Linked DNA regions of Mus musculus: region 1 is linked to region 2. Evidence: chromatin loops called from intact Hi-C (ENCODE). Cell type or tissue: gastrocnemius. All regions are shown on one strand. Each heading gives the region's core, and the rest is flanking DNA. Links, peaks and the distances in the headings are about the cores only. Region 1 overlaps Rps6kc1 (ribosomal protein S6 kinase polypeptide 1). Region 2 overlaps Nsl1 (NSL1, MIS12 kinetochore complex component).

Region 1 (16,287 bases), core at 4,268-12,267, 240 kb before region 2:
TCAAAAAGTACCCTAACCAGCTTGAAGAAGTAACTCATAGTTCAGAAAAAGGCAGCAGACATGACCAGATTAGGTGGGAGACACAAATGGGACTTGGCAGAGTGAACTGTTACAGTACCGTGCACATCATCCAGAGCCCTGTGTCTCTGCCGCCCGCCTCAGACTCCTCCCACTGCACCAGCATCCCGGCCTCTACACAAAGAACGTACGTCTGATGGCACGTGTCCCATCACCTAACAGGTGCCTGCCACCTGGCAGCATCCAATGGATGTTTCCTACACAGTTAAGTGAAAGGCCTTGAAGCTGAGCCCAGTTATGGTGTATCACAAATGGACAACAAAACAGGTCATGTCCCTGGTCCTCCAAGATCTGAGATTATATAACACAGCTTATAGAAGGCAATATGAGACTACTTCTCTTACATCACAGTTGTTTGGGGTCCTGGTATAAAACTGCCCTTATAGTCTTATTTCTAAAAACATCTTAAGAAACTGAGAGCCGGGAGTGGTGGCGCACGCCTTTAATCCCAGCACTCAGGAGGCAGAGGCAGGTGGATTTCTGAGTTCAAGGCCATCCTGGTCTACAAAGTAAGTTCCAGGGCAGCCAGGGCTACACAGAGAAACCCTGTCTCAAAAAAACAAAAAACAAAAAACAAAAAAGAAAAGAAAAAAGAAAGAAACTGAGGCCTTCAGAACAAAAAGAACACTCTATAAATCCAAAGGATAAAAATTTTGCAATAGTGTGCTAGATTGATAGACATATCTTATAAATACTTACAAATAGTCTTAATTATAAATGTGTGAACAATGGAATTGTCAAAGCACAGATACTAATATGTACATAACTAAAATGTGTCTCTCAAGCACACAGTTGACATCCCTCTATTACAAGTAGGTTCCTAGAGACAGTGCTCTCGCATAAAGCCATGCTGCTGTGGGTCTATACATAACCCTCTGTGTAAGTGCATTCCTCTCAACAGCATTCCTCAGGCATTTGAGACTATCAACACAACCCACACAACCAACAAAGACAGCCAGGACAGCCAATTCAGTGCGTGCGTGTGTGTGTGTGTGTGTGTGTGTGTGTGTGTGTGTGTGCGTGCATGCATGTGACCTAGTCTAGTATATGACAACAAGCCTACAACAGGATTACTCAGAATTGCCAACCTAGACAACAGTGTTCTGTTGTGCTGTAAAACTACAAAGGAGCACAGGAGAAAGGTCCCGGGGATTACAAGGAGAAAACCACACAGCACTGGAGGCACGGCACGGAGACAAAGAACGAAGAGACAGCATCACCGATACAGCAAGCTTGTGTGTGGCCACCCAACCCCTAATTAGATATTAACAACAAATCAATCCCACATAGATTTGCTGAAGCCACAGGACTAGACACAGAGAAAGCAACCCATGGGCTAAAGCTAAGAATACTGGCTGCTTTGCAGAGGGTGTATATTCAATTCCCAGTGCACACGTGCATGTGCGTGTACACACACACACCAGCTCAGAGCCATCTGTAACTCTAGTTCCAGGGGACCCGATGCCTACTTCTGACCTCTGTGGGCACCAGGCATGCACATAGTGCAGACATATATATCCAGACAAAATACTCATACATATAAAATAAAAATAAATAGGCCTAATTTTTAAAAACTATGTGTCAACATCTCAGAAACAGAACCCAAGACATCCAGAGCCTCACAGCAACCTCAAGTGTACATAAGGAAGTCCATACTCTAATCCAGCAAATAGCAAGTGCTGCTGTTGAAGGAGAGGAGAGGCAAGTGGCTCCCTCCGGTCACTAATGGGGGCTAATACACGCCAGGAGACAGCAGCACCCCCAGATCACTGACAGGGACACACTGATATGAGTTGGGAGAAGGCAAGACACACAGGTGCACTTTTTAACCTACTCCCTCCAACTCTGGGAAAGTACAAAAGAAAAAAGAAAAAACATCATAGCATTAGGAGATGGTCTCTTGCTGCCGCATCCATCACAGGCCGAGGCAGACAGCAATATCTCTGAGGGTCAAAGGGTACGGAGATGGTTACAGCATGTGCTGAGTAGTCTGAAAACAGCACTGAGAGTAACATTTTCCTACTGGATTGTATAAAAAGTCTCACGTTCATATATTAAAAATAGTAACCACATACATTTCAAATTTCTAATTGTTAATCAATACATACATTCACAATAGTTTTGTCTTGCGTAGTTTGAAGGCATTGGGAGTCTGCAAAATTCTCATATGTAGCAGGTATTAAGGATAAATGAGACCCTGACTTAGCTATTGAGTTTGTGATAACTAAGTCCTTTTAGTCACTATGGGAATTTTCTTCTTCTGAAGCTTTAAAACCATGTCACTCACATACTGGCGTGCCGTTAGGCTCAATTGCTTCCGTAACATTTTAGTGAAGATGGAACAGAAAAGGTTGATAGGAAATGTGAACAACCCAGGTCTAACAATGAGAAGATGCAGTTTTAGAAAGAGATACATCTCGATTCAAACTCATGCTCTGTCTCAACACAAAACGCATCTATGACCTTCTGAGTTCAAATCTAAACAATTACATCTTCCAGGCCGTCTGCGATCCAGAGGCTGCCCCTTAACATTCAAAGCCACACCCTGGATCTGCAGGAACCTAGCAGCTAGCTGCTGTGGAGCCACGCGCTTCTCCTGTGTCTCTTAGTATTTTAACAGTAACTGTGGCATTACAGTTTGGGATGAAGACATCGCTAAAGACACATCTTATTCCAATAAAATAGTTTTTTTCTTTTTAATTTTAGATACTCTATCTTTAGAACAATTTGACAAAGCTGTAGTTTCCAAACATGTCATGGGCCCAAACACATGACTTTACTAAAGAGAGCAGCCTTCCCCACAGCACAACATACCCGGACTCACCACTTTCACCACAGGCCGCTGCAGATACTGAGGTATGCCCCTGTGTTGCCAGTGAGTTTTAGGAGTTTTGGTATGCTCTGGATAACAGTCTTCAATCAGTTATCTTTAAAGTATTTTCTCCACTCTATTGGGCTTGTCTGCTCACCCCATCATAGGATCTTTCACAGTTATAAAGTGCTAATCAAGTCCAGCATATAACCATCTTGACTGCTACCCTTTATGAGACTTGAACTTAAGAAGTATCAGTGCTCCGACTTCCACCCTTCCCCTTCACTATTACGCTGCCCATCCAGGGTCTTTGCCCCTTCATATAAATTCTGAAGTCAGATTGTTGATGTACAGAGATTTACCTGGTGAGCTTTGAAATCAGACTGTACTGAATCCACAGTTCAGGGTGAACGTCCCCTGACAACAGTGTGCCTTCTTATCGACGCCATGGCCCTCTCCTCTTCAGTTCTGTTTTATTTCATCGGGGTTACATACAGTCTTCCTTACCCAGATGCTGCGTACACTTTCGTAAATTTATACATCCGTATTTAGTTTGGGGCACTAATGGAAAGTATGTTTGGAGATTTGGGGGAGGGCAGGGACAAAAAGAATTTTATTATGTAACCTGGCTATCTTAAAACACAGAATCCTCCTGCCTCCGTGTTAGAATCTTGAGTTTTAGAATCACAGCTGTGCACCACCACAGCTGACTGATGCTTAGGGTCAAACTCCAGAAGCTTTCTACCACTGAGTTACTTCCTCGGCCACTTGATACTATTTTTAATTTCAGATTCTAATGGATCACATAGGAAAGTAGCTAAGTACAGCGTGCTAGTTTCACATCCTGCAACCCTGATGTAACTGTCTATTGGTCGTAAGAGTTGTCAGTTCTTTCAGATTACACAGTCATGTCACCCGCAGGCAAACACAGGAACCTCCCTTCCCAATCTCTATAGCACTGCTTTCCTAGTCTAGACTTGGAAGACATTATAGAGTACTGGCTTCCGGTATTCTGTAAATATTAGACGGAATTCCACTTCACCTGGGCCTAGTGCTGCTTTGTGGGTGGTTTGTGTACTCATTCAGTTTCCGTGGTGGGTGAGAGACATTTACCCAGATGGCCTGTTCCTTCCCTGTGGGTTTAACGGGCTTTGTCTTTTAGGGGTGCGGTAGCAAACTGTACAGTGATTAAACTCATCACATCCAAACTGTTCACTGCACAAGATGGAGTGGCATAGGTCTGGTTTCTGATATAAAGATCTTTCTTCCATAATCATCCTCTCTACAGGCTTAGTAAGCTCACTGGTGTTCAGAGAACTGCCCTTTAGTGTGGTTCATTTTCCTACTGTCTACCTATTTTCAATTCCACTGACTTCTGTTCTGATGATCATGTTTCTTTGCTTCCTTTTCTCGGCTCCCACAGTGGAGGCATGGATCCCTGAGCCTGCTTCTCTCTGAACCCAGGCAAACACTCCTACGAAGCCCTCCCAACTGCGTCTCATGCATCTCTAATCAAGAAAATACTCCAAACAGAGTACACAGGGGCCACTCTGCCACTCCTGAAACCATCACATCAACAGTTACAAGTTACTGCACCATGCCTGAGTTCGTCTACTTGGTCTGCTTTCCTCTGTGCCTTACATTGTGTTTTATCTACGTATGTTACTCTTCTGAGGTCACTCCCATGGATGAGTGAAACCAGTGACACAGAAAATAAGGGTTCATCGGCACTGGAGGCAGGCACATCATACCAAAGCTGAGCTAATCCATCAGGAGCCAACATGCCCTGGTAAGTACCACTACTCTGTTGCAGTCTGTGAGAGTCACCGTTGTAAATACTGCAGTAAACACAGTCTGTGGGACACAGGAAAGCAAGGTGCTCTACTCCTGCACTGTTGGTACAGTCTCAGTACACAGCAAGAGAGTCTCGTGTACTCTCTAACTAGAGCTGCCAAATGCACTACAGCAACAGTCTCAGGGCATCATTGCATAGTGGGCAGTACTGTGCGTGTACATAGACTTTCCACGCATATCCAATGACGGACATGTATGTATTTATGTGTGTCCCACAGCAGCTGTGTGGAGTTCAGAAGATAACCTGCAGCAGTCAGTTCTCTCCTACCACATGGTCTTCATCGCTGTACAATGCCGGACATCTCCACAGCCCACATGGTCTCCATCGCTGTACAATGCCGGACATCTCCACAGCCCACATGGTCTTCATCGCTGTACAATGCCGGACATCTCCACAGCCCTTTCATCTAAAGACTCCTCATCTGCCAGTGGAGCCAGTCTTGCTGTCTTCTGACCAACGTAGGCATGTGCCTTTCCCATACTCTCGCCCTAAAACTCTTTCTATCACTGTATCTGAAATGAATCTCTTGTATACATCACAGAGTTAAGTCATATTTTTAATGCACTCAGATCATGTTTTCTTTAACCAATATAATTAGATTATTTATATTTAGTGTAATTGATAATGTGTCTGAGCTTACATTTGTATGAGGTTTGAAAACTTGTTCTGGGATTTTTTTGGTTTGTGTTTACTGCTTCTACTTTATTATGAATTAATTGAATATTTTTAGAATTCTACGTTAGGCTGGATGTGGTGGCACACATCTGTAACCTCAGCACTCAAGAGGGCAAGGTGTGAGAGTCATATTTCAAGGCCATTCAGGTTACACAGCACGAGTCTGTACCCACATATATAAATAATAAATAAGTAAATATGTGTATATATTTACTTCAGTTTATCTGCAGAGCTTTGAGTGACATCTCCAGTTATTATAGAATATATACAGATGTAATATACACACTATCAACCACAGAGTCATCTCTCTGTCAAGTTGTGTGAAGTGTTCCTCTCTTTATACTCTTTCTATACCCTCCCTTATTTCTAAATTGTCTTTAGTGGTTTTTTTTCTACATATATTTTTTGGAGAGACAGTTTAGCCGTTAAACGTCGGGGCTCACAACCAAAACGCATAAAGCTCTATCAGATAATCTTGCAACTCTGACTCCAGCCATAATGAGCTTTAGGAAATAGGTACTGCGGCCTGAAGACTCCTCTCCATGCCAAGGCCCTCATATTGACTTCTGCTTGGAAAACGCACTGTTTATGGCAAGTCTGCGAGGCACAGCCTTGTCTGCCTTTCATCTGATGATGCCCACATTTCCCCTCATGCTGCTTTCTATGCTGCTTTAATGAGCAGGGTGCCGCTAGCAGTCTGGACTAGACTAGGCTGAACTCAGCCTCAGAGATGTGCCTGCCTCTGCCTCAAGCACTGAGATTAAAGGTGTGGCCACCACACATGGCTTCTCCCGCCATTCCTGAAAAGTATTTTCTCAGGATACAGAAGCCCAGTCCTTTAGCACTTATGTCATGCAGTGTCCTTTGACCTCTAGGGTTTCTAAGGTCATTTGATGTTTCTCCCTCCTGCTTTTACCTGCTTCCCAAGCGCCCGTTTTTAGAAGCTGGTTGAGGGCCGTCCAGTAGATGTTGGTAGTGGGTCCACACAACTCCTGACTCTAGGGCTGATGTCTAGATGTTACACGTTAAGACAGCTCAGGCATGGACTCAGCCTGCTCATGTTCCCAGGCCCCCCTTCTCACCCTGCTGTTGGATTTCCACCCACTTGTGGTGTGGGAGCTGAAGAAGGGCACCACGACGTTCAGCAAGCACAAGCATTCTATTGCTGCTCTCTGACCTGTCCTGTCTTCTGCCCTGATCGTTTCTTCGTTTGTGTCTTGTGTGCTTGTACTCACTGAACCGCGTTTACGGCGGCCATTGCAAATCCTCACTTCAGAGCTGATTACACTTCTCTCTCAACTGAGGTCTCCTCGTTCTCATAAGACAAGTGGCTTTCCACAGAACCCTGGGCGGCAGACTATAATGTGATGTCATCTAAGACACCAACAGGATTTTGACCGCGTAGGCTAGATGAAGTACAAGCAGGAACTCTTTGTATTTAACCCAATCCCAATATAATCCAATGCATAATATACAAATATTGATGAATCTGAGTTCCCAATAAAAACAAGTCTTCCTATGTTTTATCATAAGGACATTATTTAGATGTCAAGAAAATAAGCATCCATTTCTCCAAGTCTGTCAACCTGAACAACTGTCCAAACTTCCCAATCATACTTAGCTACAAAGTATAAATTCCAGCATTTTGTTGACATCATAGCAATCCCAAAGTCTAGCTAACTGACCCCAGGTGAGATTGGAAGATGAGGCACCTGTTCTCATAATAGTGACAGTTTGAAGACTGTGCACAGCCCTGGCTCAGGCCTCTTCTCAGAGGATCAGTGAATTTAGGTGATCCTGCTTTTTGATCTCCACTGTTGTCTCTAACTTTTGTTTTGTTTTGAATTTGTTTTTTACCCGCATTCCAAAGAGTCCTGCTTGCTCCTCACTCAGCCGGCCCTGAGGAGGATTATGCAGCATCAGCAGGAGAGCAAGGGCAGGGATTTGGCAATGGCTCATAGCTGCTGAGGGGGCTGTGATCCTGAAACAAGCCAGGTAACAGGGACCATCATCAGAATACTCTCAGCTTTTAATCATCCAATGGCCAACTGACTAAGTCAGAGAACTGTGTGTAAGCACTACACACTGAACACTAAGTCAGGCCTGCAGTGAGCTGTGTGTAAGCATTCTGCACTCAACACTGCAGTGAGCTGTGTGTCAGCACTCTGCACTCAACACTGCAGTGAGCTGTGTGTAAGCACTCTGCACTCAACACTGCAGTGAGCTGTGTGTGAGCATTCTGCACTCAACACTGCAGTGAGCTGTGTGTAAGCACTCTGCACTCAACACTGCAGTGAGCTCTGTGTAAGCACTCTGCACTCAACACTAAGTCAAGCCTGCAGTGAGCTGTATGTCAGCACTGTGCACTGAGCACTGCAGTGAGCTGTGTGTAAACACTCTGCACTGAACACTGACTAAGTCAGGCCTGCAGTGAGTTGTATGTCAGTACTGCACACTGAGCACTGCAGTGAGCTGTGTGTAAGCACTCTGCACTGAACACTGCAGTGAGCTGTGTGTAAGCACTCTGCACTGAGCACTGCAGTGAGCTGTGTGTAAGCACTGTGCACTAAACACACAGCATGCACTCTACTTCACACACTCACAGCCCAGAGCATGGCACCTGCCCAGGCAACGGGCTTCCAAGCAGATGACAGGAGCCCACTGGGCATCCACCAGTCTGCCTCTTATTTTCCTTCTGCTTCTGCACAAGGAAACATATGCAGGTGCATCTGAGAGCGGAAGGTACTCTTCAAAGTTATCTAAGACAAAATCCACCAACCACTGAGCTCTCTCCACAGCTTCCCTCTGCTGACACCCCCACCGTGCCTTGGATGCCTCTACTGAGAAGAAGCTCATGAGATCTCAGGTCTACTCCATCTTTGGTCAAGACACTAATTCTTAAAGTGTATTCAGCCAGGCGGTGGTGGCTAGCACACACCTTTAATCCCAGCACTCAGAAGGCAGAGGCAGGCAGATCTCTGAGTTAAAGGCTAGCCTAGTTTACAGAGTCTGTTTCAGGACAGCCAGGGCTACACAGAGAGACCATGTCTCTGAAGGAAGGAAGGAGGGATGGAGGGAGGAGCAGGGAGAGGGAAGGAGGGAGGAATGAATCTCTAACTATGAGTCCAATTCATATTCTCTCTCTCTCTCTCTCTCTCTCTCTCCTTAACTTAAGCTTCTGTGGTTCTAGCTGTCCCCTGGGAGGAGGGAGGAACCTGCAGGCCCCACTGCACACTACATCCCCTCAGTGAGCCCCAGCACTCCATCTGCAGGATGCACACACTGTTCCAGCATAACCAATACTCTCCTGGGTTTAAACACGCATGACAGAGCTGCAGCTCTGAAATACCCAAAGCCTACACACGTTTGATGAGGTGAAATGGCCTCGTTCTCTATCTGGGCTTCCTTAACAGGTCTCTGAAGGCCTTCACCAGCCACGTCATTTCTACAACAGAATGGGCACCTGCCTGTCTATACTCTAAGAGCCCTGGTACTTACTCCTTGTTACATAAACGGTTTTACAATCCCAACGAAGAAACGGAAGACATTTCCTCCTCTCCAAACACTAAACCAGCCAACAGCCATGGCTCACTAGTGACCTTGTGGAATGGTTTTTGGGAGCAGTCTCAGATTACACCAGTAGGTGTCACTCTACGATACAGTTTAAATTCTTTTCAATTCACTCATCCAACAACTGCACTGGGGGCCCATGGTGTGGTTGGCATGTGGCAAAATTCTAGGTACAAAGAAAACGGTGGGAAATCAAACAGTGCAACACTGTTCTCACGAGCTCTGCACTGTAGCCACTAATGAGACCACCTCCTTTGCTTTCTAGATCGAGGTTATAAATGTGTTTCCTAATAAACTTTAATGCAAAGCTGAACTTGCCAAGTTAATAAATAACCCGAGATAATTCACAAATAGCCAAATGAATTGCGAAAATGAAACAGAAAGAGATAAATGAAACAGAGAGTATGCCACCCCAGATCTACGAGGGTACACCCTGAGTATTTTCTAGGCTTGAGTTTACTCAACCCCAAGTTTCTAATCCCAAATTTAAGGGGTTCCTTAGTACAAGAAAAAGGAATTCCCTTGACCAACAATCCAAAGTTTAAAGCCTACCTGCTTATGTTTTACTAGCAGACATGATGTTATGATCTTCAAGACTAGCTGCAAAGTTTAAAGCCTACCTGCTTATGTTTTACGAGCAGACATGATGTTATGATCTTCAAGACTAGCTGCAAAGCTGACTGAGTCCCAGACATAGAGCTGCTTCTTACCACTTGGAAAACAGCATCTGAGAGGCACTGGTGGATGGAGACAGATAGCAATGGTCTGTGTCTCAACTACAAAAGCCGGGACTCCTCTGCTGCCAAGAGTCTGCTTGTATTAATCTGTGGAACTCCTAGTTATTACCAGAACTGTGTCATGCCTTAAGGTTCAAAGCACAACAACGACAGTCACAGAGTCAAAAGATACAAGTCTAAGAGCTACTCTGTCAGCACATGCAGGAAGGCGACCTGTCTGCACCTGCGTCCACTCAGCTCTCATCTGGTTCAGCCTGCTCTCCATAACAGACTGCAGTAGCAGTCGCAGGAACATTACAAGCTCTGAACAACATACAGAATGTCCTGCTGCACAGAATCCTTTAAGCTCAAACTTCTTACCTGTTTGAGACAATGATGCTCACAAGGGTAAAACACCAAGTTTTGACTTGATGTCCTTTTAGAAGGCTTCAGAGCGTGAGCGCTTGCCCAGGCTTCTCAAACCGCGACGCACACTGCTCAAGTGCAGCAGGGACTCACAAGAACACTTCAGCACACGAGTGGCAGTTGATGCACCAAAACAAACAACACTCAGGTGTTTTCAGGACAATGCCAAGAGGTCAAGAGATCAAGATCCATTTGTATCAACTTTAAACACAGCATGTCTCTGATATTGTGCTGGTAGAGCAACCTCGTATTTCCAGAGTATACAAAGTGACAGGCTCAGTATGGACCAACATTTGGCATGACTGACATGTCACTAAGCTTTGCAGGGCCAGGGAAGATAAAAAGGGCTCAATAAACCAGGAAAACAGGTTTTGGAGTCAACCGAGTTCAGGTTTGTGCTCAGCACTCCTACAAGTTGGCCAAGTGACTTCTGGGCATGGGACTCTATGTTCTGTATCACTTTCCCACTAAGATGAACATAATGGGAATGTAAGAAGGGCTCCATTAACCACTTTATATAAATGCCTACTATGGAGGTGTGGGCACACAGTAGGTGCTCATAAATGACAGCTACCAGGAAGCCCAACTTTCTTTCTGACCATTAAAGTAACTGTATTGGTTAATGCTGAACAGCCACAAATTCACCAATTTAAGCGATACAAAGTCTATGTTCCTATCACTACACTTTAGAAAATTAAAACCCTTACTCAACTGAATGCCAACAAACACACACCTTCTCCTTGGCACAGATGTATTTTGCATGACCTTATGTGAGTTGCTGAGATGAAAGCCATTCCTCGGTTGCTTTGTTATTTTAAAGTGCAGATACATTTGAGTCATTTCCCCCTTTGTTTCATATCCTTAAGATCCAAAGCTTCAAAGACAGAATGTCAGCATGCAGTCGATTTATGACTGAACTCTTGAAGAGACACTGAAGAATTACCTTGTCAATCACCCCAAGGACTCGGAAGGCCTTCAGCTCCTCGGCAGGGCTCCTCAGGCTCCAAGGGGGCCTTGAACTTAGTGATCCTGGAGGCTAATGGAAGATATCAAAGATTTCACATCAATCAGGGAGGGACTTGAAGGAAGGCTGCCTACTGAAGCAAACACCAGGCCAAAGGAAACTAAATTTACCAGAAATCAGAGAAGAGAGATAAAAGGAAAAAGTTACTGTTTGTCTGTAATGTAAAATGAAAAAATCAAAATAAAGAAAATGAAAATGAAGAAGCAAGACAAAGCACAAGTAAGTCGTCAGTCACAAGGCTGGAAACGGGCTTTAACCGAGGATGGAACTGTCCAACAATCAGCTGAGCGGCCAAAGGCAGTGGCAGCCTGGAATTTACCCAAGACAGACCAAAAGTGATTGAGGAAGAAAACAAACAAAAATATTATTAAACAGATTCACTTGAAACAGAGGAGGCATGACCTTGAAACAACAGTCCTTCAGTGTTTCTTTATAAAACAAAGTAAGCAGTTAGATACTTTAATCTATACCATATGTTTTAAAGAGAATTGACAGATTCAAGTTGACCAAAAAAAGCGCCAACCAATGGTGAGAAAAATAAATGCCCCATCCGTACAGCCAGTGATTATTAGAAAAGAGCTTGGAGTGACTCATGAGAAAAATAGCTTTTCTTCAAATATTTGACTATCTGTGATGTGGAAACCAGTCTATGGCCTACAAACAAGATCAGTGACTGTGGAAAGGCTGCTGGAGCAACACAGTTAGAAACAGTCTCAACTTCCAAACTCTGGCTTCGCCCTGCCAGGCAGCTAAGTCCTGAGAGGAGCAGGGCTCAGCATGTCCAGCTGGATTTCTGTAGTTCCTCCTCACAGGAGACACAACGCCTTGTCACACAGGGCAGACGGCCTTATCAACAAACTAGATTAGAGTACAGAGGGGACAGCATGGTAAGGAATCTACTAAGACCCCTTTCCCGACACTTCACAGACTGGCATGGCCAGACAGAGCTCTTAACAAGAACTGCACCCTGATCACTGTTGGGGTAGAGTCAGGAAACTTAGCAAGGAAACTGCCTGGGGAATTGGGTGCAAGCTGTCATGGGGAGACTACCACCTAGGAAAGACAGTGTCTAAAGGCAGCAATCAATTCTCATTGCCTTCAAATAGCTTCCTCATCTCTGGGTACAGCAGGAAAAAGCTAGTGGTGCTGGAGTTGGGAGGGGTTGGGTTTGGTTTGAATTCTGTAAGCAGGATCTCCCGAAGCCCAGGCTGGCCTCGAACTTGCTTTGTAGCCAAGGGAGGCTCCTCATGCTTCTATCTCCCACATGCTAGAATTACAGATGTGTACCACATCTGGCTAAGGGTGTGTGTGTGTGTGTGTGTGTGTGTGTGTGCATGTGTGCATGTGTATATTTACATGTGCACGTGTATGCACATGCACATAGAGATCAGAGGTCAACACTGGACGCTTCTTCAATCACTCTCCATCTTACTGTTTGAGAAAGATCCTCTCCCTGAAGCGGCAGCCCACTGATTGGCTGATTGGCTCCATGGATCCTGAGGTCATCACCCCTGCCTCCCTGTGCTAGCATAATAGGCACACAAAGCCATGTTCACTTTTTACATGGGTGCTGGGATCCAAGATCCTCATACTTTATCAACCAAGCCGTTCTTATTCTTAGCCGCAGCTTTTGTTTTAGAGATGCTTTCACTTGATAAAATATCTCAATTGCAACAGATAATAATAATTTTTAAATGATATAATTTGATTTCTTAGATATGTCTCAGCAAATGTTATTTGATATCGCAATTCATTAGGAACCAAAGTAGATGTCAGAAAAAAGATACATCACTGCCTCCTTAAAAGCTGAAAACTGGCTGGGCAGTTGTGGCTGGCGCACACCTTGAATCCCAGCACTTGGGAGGCAGAGGCAGGCAGATCTCTGAGTTTGAGGCCAGCCTGGTCTACAGAGTGAGTTCCAGGACAGCCAGGGCTACACAGAGAAACACTATCTCAAAAAAAAAAAAAAAAACAAACAAAAAAAGCTGAAAACCTAAGGGAAACGTTTAATGCATACTATCAAGACATCAGTGAATCCACTGGAACTGTCAAAAAGCAATCTCTTCTGCAGGAGTTACACTGTCTTCCTTCATCATTACCCTCTCATGCCTACACTGAGTGTGGCACTCACAGAAAGCTGCTCTAACAATCTCTGTTTTCCTCCTACGCAAAGGGAAACTCAGAGGATGAATCACTTCCATCACAAAGAGAGAATGGGATCCTAGACAGACCTCAGCTCCACCCTGCTGCTGACAACCTTTCTATTAAATGCCACATGCACACACATGCACACACATGCACACACATGCACACATGTACATCTTGCTGCATTACCAACAACAACAACAAAAAAAAAGCTGCTTGTAATTTTAGCTAAAGAGCTACCAAGGGAAAGTACTATTTTATCTGTTACATTTGAAGTTTAATACTCCAAACTCCAGAACACGACATCCCGTCTTCTGTTCACATTTCTCAGTCCCTGCTCACTGGTCTCTCAGATTCCATAGACAGTTCACTCTGCTTATGCCACTGAGTGCACGGTGAGAAACACAACAGTGCTATGGTGTAGACTGTGGGATGCATCGCACGCCCTTATGTTGATGTCCGCCGTCCCAGCTCAGCAGTATTCAAAAGTGAGGTCCCTGGGAGGTGACTGAGTCTTGAGGGCTCTGACCTCATCAATGATTCTACTTATGGATTCATAGCTCAAAAGACTTTGGGGTTGTGTGTTAGTAAGATTTAGGAAGTGGGCCTAAGTGGAGAAAAGTAGGTCACTGGAGACTTGCCTCCCATTCTTACACTCTACCACAGGTCAGAAATAACAAAGCCAAGTGACCACGGTCTGAAACCATGAGCCAAGATAAACCCTTGCACCTTTTCCACAGCAATTAAAAACCTAATACGATACAGGTCATCGAGAGGCATGAATGGTCTGCTACAGTGAGGGTCACAGTGGAGGACTGGAAAACAAAAGTCCACACTTGAGTTTGGTTTCCACAGCCCTTGAATGCCAAGGAGAGCCATGTGCACTGTGTGCTCCCGAATGAAGAGAGCAGGTGCTCTGTGTGAGAAAGGAGCTAAAACGCACTAAGTAGATGCTGCTGCAAACAGCAGTGCCTTGGGGCAGATAGGAACGGCAAAGGCGACAGACACAAATCTTCTCTTTCTTCTTTAAAGTGCTTTGCAAGCTTCAGGTCAGACAGAGTACACAACGATTATAAAATAAAGGGATCATCTTAAAAACCTCATACTGTTGGCTTCTAGGAGAGAGAGAGTCTGCTTTGAGTGTGTGGCCCCGGGTGGGTCTAACACACGCCACGACATGGTCCACATAAGGCAGCACACTTTGGACTTGTGGGTCAAAAAGGAGGACACAGAGTTAGAACCATGGGGAGCGGAGAAGTGAGGAGTGCATCTGATAAAATACATTGCATGTGCTTATGAAATACCCAAAAACTAAAATTATTCTTAATAATCTCTTATTTCTTATATATAGTAGCACTTAAATTAGTTTTAACTCCACAGATCTGTTCCTGTCTTTAGACAGCAAAGGGAAATATAAATCTACAGGATTTAATAACATAAAGAGGCTTCAGAAACCAGATCCAGATCTTGGCTTATTTTGTCTTTCTAACAAAAGGACGCTGAGAAGCAATACAGCTAAGCTGTCTCTGGTGACAAAAGCTGGTGGCGGGAGAGAGGACTGGCCTGTGAGTGTATTCAGGTAAGGTGGTGCATGCCTGCAACCCTAGCACTCAGGTCTGCTGATGCAGGAGGACTGCCATGAAGAGAAGGCCAACCAGGGCTCTACGAGAGACCCTGTCCCAAATTGAATTAAATAAGAAACTCTTACTTGTAAAAAAGTATCACCAATGTAGCGCACTGTTACAAAGTAGCAGGAAATAACTTCCTAGGCAACAAAATTATGCCCTTGATGTAAAAAGTCAGTGTCTCTCTTATATGTAAGGGCCACTGTAGCACAAGATGTCAAGAAAGATTGGTTAGGTTCATCTATACCCGGACTACCCACAAGAAGATAGAATGGCCTCACAGGGATGGCAAGATAACACTGCTCAACTAGCCAGGGCCTAAGCCCGGGACACATAGCTCCATGCAATGATGGTGACAGCCAGTGCCTGTGATCAGCAGTAAGCACATGGTTAAAACTTGGTTGCTATTTCTGTTCTCTAAAAAGTTAAGTAAAGGCTACCTGGCTTCTCCTTTGAGTCGCCAGTTGACCTACCCACAGTTTCTTTGATTTATTAGTGTTCTCAGTATGCACTCTCCACCTGTAGACTCAGTGTTCCTCAAACTATAGCACATATGCACATTGCTCAAGGACTTATCAAAGTGGAACATAGGCTTCAGGAGAACTGAGCTGGGCCCAAAGAGTCTGTGCTTCCATCAGGCTCCCTGGTGGGGCTGCTGCTGCTGCTGCTGGTGGTTCAGCAGCTCCACTTAGAACAGAGTGACCACACCTCAGAACACCTGAGCAGGAGTCACTCCTTACCGTCAGGGAAAACGGTAACAGATAAAAGGAAAGGTATCCACAACTCGGCTCTGGCTGAGGGCAGTGGTGATACCAATCGTCTCTGCCCTAGGCAGGCAGGAGGCCAGATGGGGTTATGCAGAAAGATGAAGAAGGAGGAGGAGGAGGAGGAGGAAGAGGAGGAGGAAGAAGAAGAGGAGGAGGAGGAAGAAGAAGAGGAGGAGGGAGAAGAGGAGGAGGAAGAGGGAGAGGAGGAAGAGGGAGAGGAGGAGGAGGAGAAAGAAAGAAAGAAAGAAAGAAAGAAGGGAGGGAGGGAGGGAGGGAGGGAGGGAGGGAGGGAGAGAAGGAGATGAAGACGAAAAACTTCAATGTCTAGCAGAATCCCTGAACTCAAGCTCTTGTTCGGAGTTCTAGCTTTGCAAATCCTTCCTGGGCAGATGGCTAGCTCGACCACTCTCAGCCTCTCTTAGATGGCTAACACACCTGACATTTAGCCACCTGTAACCGAGTCAGTCCCATGCCTTATTGCCACGTCTCTCGGTGAGTTTCAATGTCTTTAATGACACCTGTCCAGTTGGCCAACAACATCAGCAAACACAGATGTGCTACCAGTGTGCTCAAAATCTACAGGGCACTCAAAAC
Region 2 (8,000 bases), core at 1-8,000:
TGACTTGAGACTTTACCTTTAATGTGCTCCACCTGGTTTTGTACATTTCTTGTTATATTTATCTTCTTGGGTGCACTGAGTTGATAAATGCAGTTAAGGCCACAGTTGCTGAGTCCCACTTTGGAAGCCGACTGTAATCTTGCCCTGGAGACCTTGCTCACTTCCTAGTTTCCAATCCCAGTTCCGTCTTGTCAAGCTCCGCCTTTGCTGCCATCAGTTGTGTAGATACAGTGTTCTTTAGTCTCTTTTTCTTTCTGGCTCCCAGTTTGGAAGTGGCATACTATGGTTCTGTTCCTTTTATGTCTCCTGTAAAATTGTTACTGCTCTAGTGAGTTATCTAACTTTATCCAGTCCCGTGAAACTCTCCTTGAGCAAGAAATAGACCTTTGTGCCCTCTGCCCATTGAGTAAGCACACCGCCACTCCCAGTTTTCTCTATTCTTACTGTCAATTTTAGTTCTTCTGGTTAAGTAGATAAAATTCACCCTTTACGACTTTTATTGTCCTGCTGAGAGTAGAACACAGGCCCTGTCCCTGCTAGACAAGTGCTCACCACTGAGTGGGCTTTTTATTTGTTTTTGTTTTTTGAGGCAGGGCCCATTATGTAGCCCAGGGTATTCTTGAGCTCACAATCCTCCTGCCTCCACCTCCTGAGTGCTAAGATTATAGATATGAACCACCAAGTCTTACTCAGTAGCTACTCTTTTGTACTTGATTAATTTGATTTATAAATCAAAATTTCAAAATTCTGAAAGAATTATTGTTTGAATTTCAGGCCTTCCTCTGGGTTGACTTCTTTTTTTTTTTGTTTTGTTTTGTTTTTTCAAGACAGGGTTTCTCTGTGTCCTGGCTGTCCTAGAACTCACTTTGTAGACCAGGCTGGCCTCGAACTCAGAAATCTGCCTGCCTCTGCCTCCCAAGTGCTGGGATTAAAGGCGTGCGCCACTGCTACCGCCACCACCACCACCACCACCACCTGGCCTGGGTTGACTTCTGTGGGCACGCCTTAGCTGAGGGCTGTGACAGGCAGCATGTGACAGGCACCTTAGCTGAGGGCTTGTTCCGTCTTTGCTCCTGTGAAGGCTCCTTCGTAGCAGACTGGTTGTCAGTGGGGAAAATGATGATTCGGGAGCTGAGGCATGTCGGCTCCTTTCATCTCCCAGGGAGTTGTCTGCACAAGGACGAAGTCCTCGTCAGTTTGTGCTGGTTTGCTGTGACTGAGGGGTCAGTCACTCTGCTGCAGGGCGTGGCCTCCTTACGGTGACTCAAGAAGCAGCGTGTGGTCTGTACCACATTCACTGGGTGGGCAGCAGGACACAAGGGTTCAGGTGGCAAGAGCAGTAGGAGGTTACGTGGTTGCGCTCAAGAGGAAGAGCTCTAGAGCAGAGGAAAGCCCAAGCAAGAGTCCACAGAAACTTAGGCGTCTGACACCATGGTACTGCACGTCCTGAGGAGCCTGGGCTCACAGGTCTGCAACCTGTGTCTGTCTATGACAGAAATGCTGATTTCCCTCCCCAGTCCTTAGAAGCCAACACAAGGCAGTGTCCCCCGGGCATGTTTGCTTGTCTGTGCTTGGGAACTACGTTGGAAGTAGATGGGAAACTCTCAGCTGGTGCATTTCTGCTGAGTTTGCAGGCTTTGGAGTTCATGGTCCCTTGTTTGGTCAGTGCAGTGACCCAGAAGCAAAACTGGGCTCATTGCCCAGGCTTTCATTTCCACTTTTTCATTTCCCCGTGCTTTAGAGGGCAGGCGACTAGGAAACGCTGTTCTCAGGCTGCTGAACTTCCACATTTGTAAGGGCAGCTCCCCCACAACACACACACCCTCTACCGATTACTTACCATTAGGTAAGATGTGGTTCTCATTTGTCAGGAGCAACCTTGAATAGTCATTAATGGAAAGTCCCCAAAGTGGAGAGCTCTTTCCCCACCTTACACAGTAGTGATGGCAGAGCTATCTTAGGTTGTTCTGGGCTGGCCTGTAAGTTCAGGCAGCCTGTCTTGTTTTCTGGCAATGCTACACCTCTGAGCAGTCTGTGTGTAGATGACAACAGGTGGTTAGCATCTATGTCAGAGTCGACATGTGTGCCTGGGCTATGGGACTTTTACTTTAAGGAGGATAAGAGAGTTTATTTTGAAGATAAATAGGACTGTGGCTGGGGAATACAGATTTAGGTTACTGCAAATTTCCTGTTGCAATGTGGTAACAATTTCATGGCCTTTTGTGATAACAACAGAAAACCATAAACTGAGATAGACGCTTTCAAAGTGCATCAGTGGAAGCATCAGCAGGTGGTTACAGAAAGGCCTCATGCTCTCCGACAGAAGATTCAGCGTTCTGGTTGTTAGACACTGGGGTCTGCTTGTATATTTTAAAGGATTTATCTAATGGTCACAAAGATGTCAGGTCACTTACAAAGGAGGACACACAGGGCAGGAGAGATGGCTCAGATAATGAGGCTCTGGCCTTGAAACATCTTATCCCTCCCCCCTGTTCTCACTAAGCTAGTCAGCCTTGATGTCGCTCCCAGTGAGGGGTGCTTCTTTTAGGAATGTTTAGTTGGCATTGGTAAGAGTGGTACACATTGGCGTCATACAGATTTCTTGGTGAGTGTGTCGAGGAGGAGCGTGGAGAACACTTCTAAGGGACCCCTTCCTGACCCTGCATGGCCTTATGGGTCTGCCATGAGCACTGAGACCTTGGAAGGCCAATCAGTGCTCCTGTATCCTGAGTGCTTGTGTTCTTCTCAGTTATAAAAGGTGACAGACTCACTTAGAATCATGGTGAGTAAGGCCACCAAAAGCTTATTGCTTTGGGATTTCTTTAGCAAATATTTGTGGTAGAAGATGTTTTAACTTCTTACAAATGTTTACTATTTATTCTGTGCGTCTGTGCACACAGCATGTGTGTAGGTCGAGGACAACTTGGAGAAGCCCATTCTCTCTTTCTGCCATGTGGGTTCTAGGAATCAAACTCAGATTGTCTGGATTGGCACCAAGTGCTTTTTCGTGCTTAACTATCTTGCCAGCCAAGAAAATAGTTTTTATGTATGTAAATAGTCTATCCACATGTTTAATGAGTTTTGTTTAGTGTTGTGTTTTGTTTTTGAGACAGGGTCTTGCTGGATAGTACAGGATGACCTGGGATGTGTAGTCATCTTGCCCTTGCCCTCTGGGCCCTGCGCTCACAGGTGCCTGTCACCTCCCTTGACTTGTAGAGATTATTTTTAAGTACGTATGTTGTCTTCATTGTTAAAAGTCTTTGTTTGAGTTTATTCCTAGAATTATTGATAACTTGGGGTTGGTTTGGTTTGGTTTTTTATTTTTGTTTTTGAGACACCATGTATCCCTGACTGGTCTGGAACTGTCTGTGTAGACCAGGCTGATCTCAAAAGTAGAGTGCTCACCTCTCTGCCTCCCAAGTGCTGGGATTAAAGGTGAGCACCACCACGTGCTGCAGATACATTTTAGGCTTGAATGGAAATGATTGAGGTTACTTAATTAAAAAAAGAAGACATACTGTAAATTCATAGTTAGACATCTAATTTTAGAATGGTATTGCATATTTTTCATTTCAAGAAACTTTCATTATGCTGGAGCTAAGTTTTGCCCAATTGTGACTTACTCTTTCAGGAACACAGTGTGTGATTTCTGGCAGAGTGATATTTTCAGAGTTACATTGGATTCTAGAAGAAGTGAATTCTGACTCTATCCGGTTGCAGTTCCCTTTCCTGGGTTATTTGGAAAGGAGGCTGTGAGCCTGCTCTGCAATTATACATTCCTGGGTGTGGTAAGCCCTTGAGGTTATCCATCAGTCCTGCTTCTAACGTTGTCTTCCTCTTCCTATCTTGACCAACTCTCCTTGCCTGCTGCAAACCTTCATCCTGTCTGCCCCTCTCACACCGTCCTGGGAGTTTCCTCACGTCCCTGCTGGATCTGCTTCCTGCTTCCTGTTTTGTCCTGTTTCTCACTTATTTCCTTATTTGGGTAGAGTATATCCTGTCCTCCCGCCTCCCACCTGGAACTCCCCAGTCCATTTGATCCCTGTTTAAGGCAAATTCTCCCTAATACAGTTCCCCTGTGTGTGATGTCACCCTCTTTGATTAAGGAAGTGTCCTCTATGATGGTTGTGTCCCGTCATAGCTTTTGAGCACCTACTCTAAAGTTCTGTGATTGCCACCAAAGATCCCAGGATTGGAGAACCCGGGCCTCTTCCCAGGAAGTTGTCAATGCTTAGGGATTTTCCAGGCTTCTCGTTATTGCCCACACTGCCCTCTAGTGGGCCTTCGGGAGAGCTTGCAGGATGTTTGGAGATGGTAGTCATACAGGAATACTAAATGCCTTATGTGTCTAGACCATCATTAGAATATCCGTCACACACTTGGGTGTGAAAGTCTGTTTGTAAGTATGCAAGCCTTCACCCTACCTCCATGTCACACACAAGCCCAAACCACTCTTGGGCTTATGTGTTCTCACTGTTTGTACAACAGATCAAAACAGGTATTATTCAGCAACGGGAAAGTAAAGACCAAAAGGTGGCTTAGGTGTTTTAGGAATTGTTTGTATTAGTCATAGATAGAACTTAATCTGTAAGAAGCCTTGAGAAGGGGGTCACAGGTCAGGGACTATAGCTGCTGCTGCTGCTAGTAAAAGCTACAATGATGAAGACTGGCTGCCTGTTCAGGCATAGAAGTAAAATTTGTTTACTTCTTACAAAAAGTGTGTTTGTTGCAGAGTAATGTATAGTACACAACTTGTTGAAGTTATGCATGCATTCCTACATACATGCATACATATTAAAAAGCCACTATCGAGCCGGGCGTGGTAGTGCACACCTTTAATCCCAGGGAGGCAGAGGCAGGCAGATTTCTGAGTTTGAGGCCAGCCTGGTCTACAGAGTGAGTTCCAGGACAGCCAGGGCTACACAGAGAAACCCTGTCTCGAAAAACAAAACAAAACAAAACAAGCCACCATGTAGAGATATCTGTGTGGTTTCTAGATACAGATGATGAACATTTTAAACTCTGTTCAAATGTTGTCTTATTATGTTTTCATGTATACTGTGAATACAACAGAGTATCTTAAAAACCTGGAATAGTAAAGAAAAGTTATTGTGTTTCTTCAGGTCAACAGCTGAGCCTGTGTCTTTAAGTTCAGAAGTATTTTATCTGGGAGAGAGTAAAATAAGGAACAAGATATATTGGACACATCCCCAGAGACCTGAAGACCTCCCAAAAGGCTTGTCTGGTGACCAAGCATTTAACACATTGGCCTTTGAGGAACATTCTAGATCTACTGGAATGTTCTAGATAGTCACTCGTTGAAAATTTTAATTTACACTTAGGACTAAATGCATTGATTTGAAATCTAATGTTGGATTTGTTACCTGTTACTTAGTAACTTATGTCAAAATTTAACAGCTTAAAACAATAAACACATCCTATATGCCTTGTGGTTTCTGAGGTCAGTAACCTGGTAGGAGCTTTAGTTCCTCAGGGCATGGGCATGCACCTCTAAGCTTCCTGTTACCTTTCAACTTGTTCCTCCCAGTGTCGTGACAGAGAGTACCACCCATGAAGGAACTTGTCCTCAAACACCTTCATCTTGGCTCTAATGTGCTGTTACTGGAACTTTAAGTCACTATCCATGCAGAGAAGAGAAGAACCTCATGCACACGAGTGCACCCTAAAGTGGGCTCATCGGAGCATTGTAAAGCTGGCCGATGCACACAGAGACATTCATGTTCTGTTGCTGTATTAGGAGGCTCTGAGGGAACAATCAGTGGGGTCAGTATGAGAGAGCGAGTACATGTGAGTGTTCCGAGAGCGGCCCACAGACTCTGGGCCGGGTAGTTCAACTATGGCTGACTCCCAGCAGAAAGGCCAAGGTTCAGTGAATTTCCAATCTGGTGCTGGAGTCCTGGAGAATTCTAGGGAGCTGCTGGTATTCAGTCTAAATTGAAATCCCAGAGAAGTAGGCTCTAATAACAATGAAGGAATGCCTAAGCAGCAAGATAGATGAACTTGCCAGCAAGAGCAAGGGCAAGCAGGCAAAGAGCAAAAGCTTCCTTTATCCACGTTCTTCTCTGAGGGCAGCCAGCAGACGGCGTGGTCCAGAGTTAGGGTGGGTCTTCCAGCTTCAAGTGATCCAGTCAGCAAAATCACTCACAGACCTTATTCAAGTTGACAACCAAAATTAGCCATAGTTGTAGTGGAAATATACATAAAACTTAGCATGTTAGAACTGGAGAGAGGGCACAGCAGTTAAGAGCACTTGCTGTTCTTAGGAGAGGGCTAGAGTTGGGTTCCCAGCAAGCACTCATGTCTGGTGGCTCATAACCTCCTCCAAGTCCAGCTCCAGGGGATCCGACAACCTCCTCTGGTCACTGTAGCCATGTTCATACACATACACAAATAAAAATAGTAAAAAAAAATATTTAAGTTGACCATTTTGTGCATTTTGAAGCAGCCCATCATCCACTGATAGCCAGTGCTGTGCATCCCAGGGGTTCCAGAGCAGGTTACTACTCGGAAGAGGCCCACAGCATCACAGCCGTCCCAGCCCGGGCAAGCACTGCCTGTATTCTGGCTGCATGGCTTTGCCTATGGCGAGTGCGACGCTGCCGTGCACGCTTTCTGTGCCTCATGTGTTCCTAGTGCTGCTTCACTTTCCTGTGGCAGCTGAGACCACCGTGTGCTCTGGTCAGCTCCTATTGGCGAAGTGACCTAGAGTCACCTCAGTTAAAAGATTGCCCAGATCAGGTTGGTCTATGGCCATGACTGTGTGGCACTGTCTTGATTATTGATTGCTACGATATAGAAGGACCCAGGCCTTCTGGTGGACGGTACCATCGCTGCGATGGTAGTCCTGGGTTGTGTAAGAAAGCTGACTGTGCATGCGTGAGCCAGTGGGAGAGCAAGCCAGTGAGCAGCACTCCTCCATGGTTACTGCCTTGGCTTCCTGCCCTGACTTCCTCAGTGCTGGATGGTGACCTGTAAGTAAGTCAGATAACACTCCCTCCCCGAGTTGCTTTTGCTGATTCTCTAAGTTGGGGTTTCTATTGCTGTGAAGAGACCCCATGATCACAACAGCTCTTATTAAGGAAAACATTTCACTGGGGCTGGCTTACAGGTTCAGAGGTTTAGTTCATTGTCATGATGGGAAGCATGGTTCTTGAAGGCAGACATGGTGCTGGTAAAGGAGTGAGCGTTGTATAGCTGGATCACCAAGCAGCAGGAAGAGAGTGACACTGGGCTTGTCTTGAGCATTTAGCTCATCCCAATTGACACACTTCCTCCAACAAAGCCACACCTACTCTAAGGCTACACCTCCCTCATGACAGAGCATTCACACGTGTGAGCTCATGAGGGCTGTTCCTATTCAAACTACCATAAAAATGATATCTATCAGAGCATCAGAAATCAAACGAGAATAGTGTATTGTGTTTGGTGAGGTGCTCTGTACACACCTGTTAGGTCTAGTAGAATGGTGTATTGTGTGTGGTGAGGTGTACTGTACACACCTGTTAGGTCTAGTAGAATAGTGTACTGTTGTGTTTGTTGAGGTTTTCGGTACACACGTGTTAGGTCTAGTAGAATGGTGTACTGTTGTGTGTGGTGAGGTGCTCTGAACACACATATGAGGTCTACGTTAGGTGCATTGCTGTTGATCTTCTGGATGGGCTGCCCCTTTTATCAGTGTATTTTCTTGTAACTGAGCTTTTAATGCAGCCAGAGGGGTCAGTCACACCCAGGGCCTTACACAGTTGCCGAGCAGCAGCCCCAGCTCTGCTAAGTCCTCTGTGACCCCAATCCTCCCATGATTGCTTCTGTGTGGAATGTTCCTGTCTTCCCTTCACTCTCAGCTGTGCGTATAGGGCAGTCATGATGTGATTTCATTGCATCATTTGTTTTTATCCAGTTGCCAGCTTCTATTTCTGCCTTTCAATAGCAAAGTTTAACCCACTGATAGTTACATTGTGACTGTCAGGAGAGGACTTGGC

The links. A loop is a pair of places that touch in the nucleus more often than their neighbours do. Peaks named below come from ENCODE experiments on the same cell type or tissue, not always from the same donor. Only the 100,000 strongest peaks of a DNase experiment are listed, where the experiment ranks them.
Region 1: a loop joins it to region 2, with 3 times the contacts of the local background. A loop is called at or near these places in 2 of 42 quality-filtered maps.

What each region holds. Positions count from the first base shown.
Region 1 is chr1:190,822,931-190,839,217 of GRCm38, forward strand. Rps6kc1 (ribosomal protein S6 kinase polypeptide 1) reads right to left here. Exons shown (of 15, transcript NM_178775.4): 8 at 11,076-11,168. It overlaps Gm51740 (a long non-coding RNA gene), which reads left to right. Exons shown (of 3, transcript XR_003948580.1): 2 at 4,314-4,679; 3 at 4,963-5,322. Among named protein-coding and RNA genes, the nearest start is that of Gm51740, 11 kb to the left of the region's middle. In gastrocnemius, for the core only: a CTCF peak has its summit at 9,054 (motif pointing right); a DNase peak (open chromatin) is centred at 9,080; H3K27ac peaks cover 415 bases.
Region 2 is chr1:191,071,494-191,079,493 of GRCm38, forward strand. All of the region lies in intron 4 of Nsl1 (NSL1, MIS12 kinetochore complex component), which reads left to right. Among named protein-coding and RNA genes, the nearest start is that of Nsl1, 12 kb to the left of the region's middle. In gastrocnemius, for the core only: CTCF peaks have their summits at 4,283 (motif pointing left) and 6,092; a DNase peak (open chromatin) is centred at 4,257; H3K4me3 peaks cover 670 bases; H3K27ac peaks cover 1,670 bases.